2 separate regions of the Homo sapiens genome follow, and region 1 is linked to region 2. A link is a loop called in an ENCODE intact Hi-C map of the cell type or tissue named here. Cell type or tissue: stomach. All regions are shown on one strand. Region 1 has its middle 5.6 kb from the start of TPRG1L. Region 2 overlaps MEGF6 (multiple EGF like domains 6).

Region 1 (2,500 bases), 54 kb before region 2:
GGCTGGTCCCTACAAGTGCCCCAGTGGGGACTCCGTGTGTGGAGGCTCCCACCCCACATTTCCCCTCTGCATTGCCCTAGCAGAGGTTCTCCATGAGGGCTCTGCCCCTGCAGCAGACTTCAGCCTGGACTTCTAGGTGTTTCCATACATCCTCTGAAATCTAGGCAGAGTCTCCCGAAGTTCACCTCTTGTCTTCTGCACACCTACGGGCTCCGCCTGGGCTGTCCCTTGACCCCTTTTGGCCCTGACTGGAGCTGATTTTGCCCCCAAGGCCTCTGGGCCTGTGATGGGAGGGTCTGCCGTGAAGCTCTCTGAAATGTCTTGGAGACATTTCTACAGCTGATGGCTTGAATTTCTCCCCCAGACAATGGGTTTTCTACCACATAGTCAGGCTGCAAATTTTCCAAACTTTTATGTCCTGCTTTGCTTTTAAACATAAGTTCCAATTTCAGATCATCTCCTTGTGAACGCACATGACTGTACACTTTCAGAAAAAGCCAGCTCACATCTCAAATGCTTTGCCGCTTAGAAATTTCTTCTGCCAGATACCCTAAATCATCTCTCTCAAATTCAAAGTTCCACGGATCTCTAGGGCAGGGACAAAATGCTCCTAGTCTCTTTACTAAAATATAGCTTTGCTCCAGTTCCCAGTAAGTTCCTCATTTTCGTCTGAGACCACATCAGCCTGGACATTGTCCGTATCACTATCAGCATTTCGGTCAGAACCATTCAACAAGTCTCTAGGAAGTTCCAAACTTTCCCACAGCTTCCTGTCTTCTGAGCCCTCCAAACTGTTCCAACCTCTGCCCATTACCCAGTTCCAAAATCACCTCCACATTTTCAGGTATCTTAATATCAGTGCCCACTATCCTGCTACCAATTTTCTGTATTAGTCCACGTTCACACTCCTATAAAGAACTACCTGAGCCTGGGTAATTTATAAAGGAAAGAGGTTCAATTGACTCACCATTACACCCGGCTGGGGAGGCCTCAGGAAACTTACAGTCATGGCGGAAGATGAAGGGGAAGCATGGCGGCAGGGGTGACGGGGGCGGGAAGTGCCACACATTTAAACCATCAGATCTCCTGAGAACTGACTATCACGAGAACAGCAAGGGAGAAATCTGCCCCCATGATGCAATCTCTTCCCACCAGGCCCCTCTCTCGACACGTGGGGGATTACAATTGGAGATGACATTTGGGTGGGGGCATACAGCCAAACCATACCAGTCATATCACACGCACTGGGGTTAAGACTGGACTGTGCCTTTCTGGGGGACACATGTAATGATGTGTCACACGTGCATGATGGAACGTCCAGCCGGATGGCTGCTCTCTCCACACACACTGGTCGTGGGGCAGGGAAGATGGTTCGTGATTGGGGTGTGGCTGTGAGGTCCCGGGAGGGGAGCCCCTGAGTTTGTGTATTTCTTGGGGCTTTGAAGGAGCTATTTCCATTTCTGTCAGCAGGTGGCAGCATCACCCATGCGAGGTCTTCCAATTAGAGGGCGCAGCTTCACGCTGGGTGTGTGTATTCAGGCCCTACATGAAGTCATTATTTATCTTCCTGCCACTGGAAATCTCCGCTGGGAAGTGTGGGTTTTTATCTTAATTTCCACATGTTATGGTTTTGCATTTTACAAAATCAGTGGGTCCTGCCTGTGCCCTTGTTCTCCGATGGATGTGGGAGTCAGGGGGCCACGTGCCAAAGGGCAGCCCAAGGGTTTGTGTCCTCTAGGTGCCGGCACCAGCTCCCCCAGGTTGGAGGTCAGTGTGCAGCCTGGAGGCTCTTCCCTCAGGCAGGGTCCTGGGCTTCCAGAGACAGCTGTGCTTTGGGGGATGCACTTTGGGCTGAGGAATGTTTCTCAGCCTCTCCCTTCTCCATGGAGCCAGGGCTGGGGCTTGGCGGGTCCCAGGGCTGTGTACGAGGGCTGGCAGTGCTTGGGGCAGTCGTGAGCGCTCAGGTGGTGTCTTGCAGACACAGCCCTTACTCTTTGGCAAGTCATGACAGAAGCAGAAGCAACTTCCACAAATAAATGCCTCTCCCTGCCGGCGGGGAAGGGGCCTTTCGGATGGGTTTGAGGATCAAGAGCAGGCTGCGGGGAAGTAGCAGGGGTGTCATTCTCGTGCAGTTCTCAAAGGCTGAGTCGCGTTGATGGTAATTTCCTCCACCTCTGCACCCCAGCAGGAGGATGGTTTTGCGCTGCTTCCCACCTGCCCCTCGCCGTGTGGGGCCCAGGGTCCCCAGGTGGTCTCTCGGCCGTGGATCCAGTGGGAAGGCCTGGTCTCGAGGGGTGGGCTTCCTTTGGGTGAGTGGGACCCAGGAGGAGGCTGGGAGACTTCAGGTTAACTTGGGGGCCAGAAGGTCTTAAACAGAATGTTGCTGGGGACTGTGTGTCGGTTCTGGTTCTGGTCAGCGTGGCAGGCAGGGTGCGGCCCACACCGCTCTGACCTTGAGAAATGCAAGGGCTGCACTGCACAAAGCCTGCTGGACAGCAGG
Region 2 (2,500 bases):
GTTCTTGGCCTGGCTGCCAAAGTGGGCCCCAGGTTGGCCGGCGTCCTGTGCCCACCCTGCCTTAGCGCTGGCTGCCCAGTGCCAACCCTGTTCAGGGAGGCAGATGCCAGGACCTCTGCTGATTTTGCCCATTTTTAAGATTCCTGGGGCGATACCCATGCCCCCCTTCCCATGGAGTAATGAATGAGGCTCTGCAAGCGAGGGGCTGCGTGCTTCTGGAATCTGTTCTCTGATGTGGCTGCCCCAGGCATTCCAGAGCAGGGCCCGGCCCTCTGGCCCGGTCAAGCCGGGGGCCTGGGCAGCATCACTGAGGCCAGGCTAGCCAAGAACAGGACAGTGACTGCAGGAGAAGGAGGTGACTGAGGTGCTGACAGCCTCCTAAAGTCTCCAGCCGGTGCTGGCCTCAGGGGTCTGCTACCCAGGTCAGCCTCAGGGGTCAATGTCTTCTCTGCTGAGAGCGCTGGGGGAGGTCACCCACCGTGGTGGGATCAGGGCTCTATGAACCTGCAGGGCAGTGGTCCACGGCGGGTCCTATAGCAGCTGACCCTGAGGTCTCAGGGAGGAGGAAGCTGGATCCCCACTGCACCCCATGAGAGTCCCTGTGCCGCTGGGTGTCAGGGTCCACAGTGCCTGCCCTGGACGGAATGCCGAGCGTGGCTGGAGCAGAGTTGGAAGGCACCTGGATGTCCACACGCACTTCTGTTCTTGGTGACGTGGCCACCTCCACTTGGGGGTCCCCTGCCCTCCTGGGAAACTGCAGTGGGCTTTGGCACACACAGGCCCCTGAACCCCTGGGACAGGGAATCCTGGACAGCCCCATGCCACTCTGTTTAACTGGGCAATTCAGGAGGTTCTTGGACACCGGGCACCCTGGTGCTGTGCCCCAGGTCCTACCATGGGGACCGTCCAGGGCCAGGCCAGGCAGCCCCGCACGAAGCGTCCTCCTCTCAAGCCAGGCACCGATAGGCTCCTGGTCCTGCTCCCTGGACCCCTCTTGGAAGGGGCCTCCTGCAATCAAGGGGTCCCCACCTCCCTTCTTGCCGCGTGCTCAGGGTGGGGCGCTGGCACCCCCTGGTGGCCTTGAGAGGCCAGAGCAGGCACCAGGACCCGGGGGGTTTTAAGGTCCAGCTAGGAAGGGAACTTGGTGAACTCTGGGGCAGAGTGGGGTCTGGGGATGGGCTCTGCACGTGTGTTTCTCACCCACTGCTGATGCCATCTCGGTGCCATGTCTGATAAACAAGGAGGCGCCTGGGGACGCCCAACTGCCCAGGCCTCGGGGACACAGTGGGAGAGAGGACGAGACCCAGGCAGGGGGTTCCAGGGTAAGAAGGGGGTACCTAGGGGGCTTCATTCATGCGTCCATCGCCGGACCCCACTGCGTGCCAGGCCCTGTGCTTGGAACCCACCAGCCAGTCCAGCAAAACCCCTGCCCTCCTGGGTCCGCGTCCTGGTGCTGGGACAGAATTGGAAGGAAAGGTGTAATTCAGCGGTGGTGCCTGCCGTAGAGAATGTCAGGATATGGGGCTGGAGAATGCCTCGGCTGGAGCGGGGCCATGGAAAATGTCAGGATACAGGCTGGAAAATGCCTCGGCCAGAGCGGGACCGTGGTAGTGGGGATGGCGGGGCCTCACAGGAGGGGAGGTCTGTCTGTGTGAGGACCTGGGTGGGCCCAGATGGGGGTGAAGGGGGCCCGTCCCCAGCTTTGGGGGAGCCTGGTGCAGAGTGGGTTTGTCCAGTGGGACACTCACCCCTGTTGCATGGCTGAGGGTTTTAAGGGAGTGGGGGCCATACCCCTGCTTTGGGGAGCTACCTCTGGACATTGGAGGTCGAGGAAGGCGGTCCAGTGAGGAGGTTGTGTGGCCACCAGGAGAGATGGTGGTTCTTGCCAGGGCTGGGCTGGTGGCCAGGGCAACCTTAGACCAGCACAGTGGGGAGAGGAGGCCAGTGCTGGGCACAGGAGAGGGAGGGGAAGCTTGGGCTCCAGTAGATGTGAGGGAAGGAACACGAGTATTAGGGTCACCCCGGCCAGACTGTTCCCTCTCCCTTCCCATGGGTCTTACAATGCAGTCTTTTGTGACCTCTGCACAGCTCCCCCAGGGCTAAAGACAACCCCCCGCTTTACTGACCCCTCCAGTAGCTGTTTGTCCAGGCAGTTACAAGATGAGGTTAACATCTGTTCACCTCGCATAACAAAGCTGGCAAAAAACATCTCTAGGATACAGTCAAGACACCTGCACCCCTGACTCAGCTCCCCCACCCCGACTCAGCCCTTCTGCACCCCCGACTCAGCTCCCCCACCCCGACTCAGCTCCCCCACCCTGACCCAGTTCCTCGCCCTATAAAGCCCTGCCATAGTCTGTAAGCAGGGCTGCCTCCTCTGCTGTTGTCAGGAGGTAGCCCGGCAGGACTGACAGTAAATCAGCTTGCCTGAACTTGGGTCTACTGGCCTCATTCCTTTCTCGGCTGTCCTTCCAATTATCCCTTACAACGAGCAGTTGCT

Evidence for each region. Peaks named below come from ENCODE experiments on the same cell type or tissue, not always from the same donor. Only the 100,000 strongest peaks of a DNase experiment are listed, where the experiment ranks them.
Region 1: it touches region 2 in a loop (3.0-fold over the local background); 90 of 110 quality-filtered maps call a loop at or near these places.

What each region holds. Positions count from the first base shown.
Region 1 is chr1:3,618,162-3,620,661 of GRCh38, reverse strand. It overlaps a transcript of MEGF6 not described here. Among named protein-coding and RNA genes, the nearest start is that of TPRG1L, 5.6 kb to the left of the region's middle. RefSeq lists enhancers at 1,262-1,311, 1,248-2,156. In stomach, CTCF peaks have their summits at 1,241 and 1,445 (motif pointing right); a DNase peak (open chromatin) is centred at 1,501; H3K27ac peaks cover 458 bases.
Region 2 is chr1:3,563,984-3,566,483 of GRCh38, reverse strand. All of the region lies in intron 4 of MEGF6 (multiple EGF like domains 6), which reads left to right. Among named protein-coding and RNA genes, the nearest start is that of MIR551A, 4.4 kb to the right of the region's middle. In stomach, a CTCF peak has its summit at 1,070 (motif pointing left); a DNase peak (open chromatin) is centred at 1,063; H3K27me3 peaks cover 2,093 bases.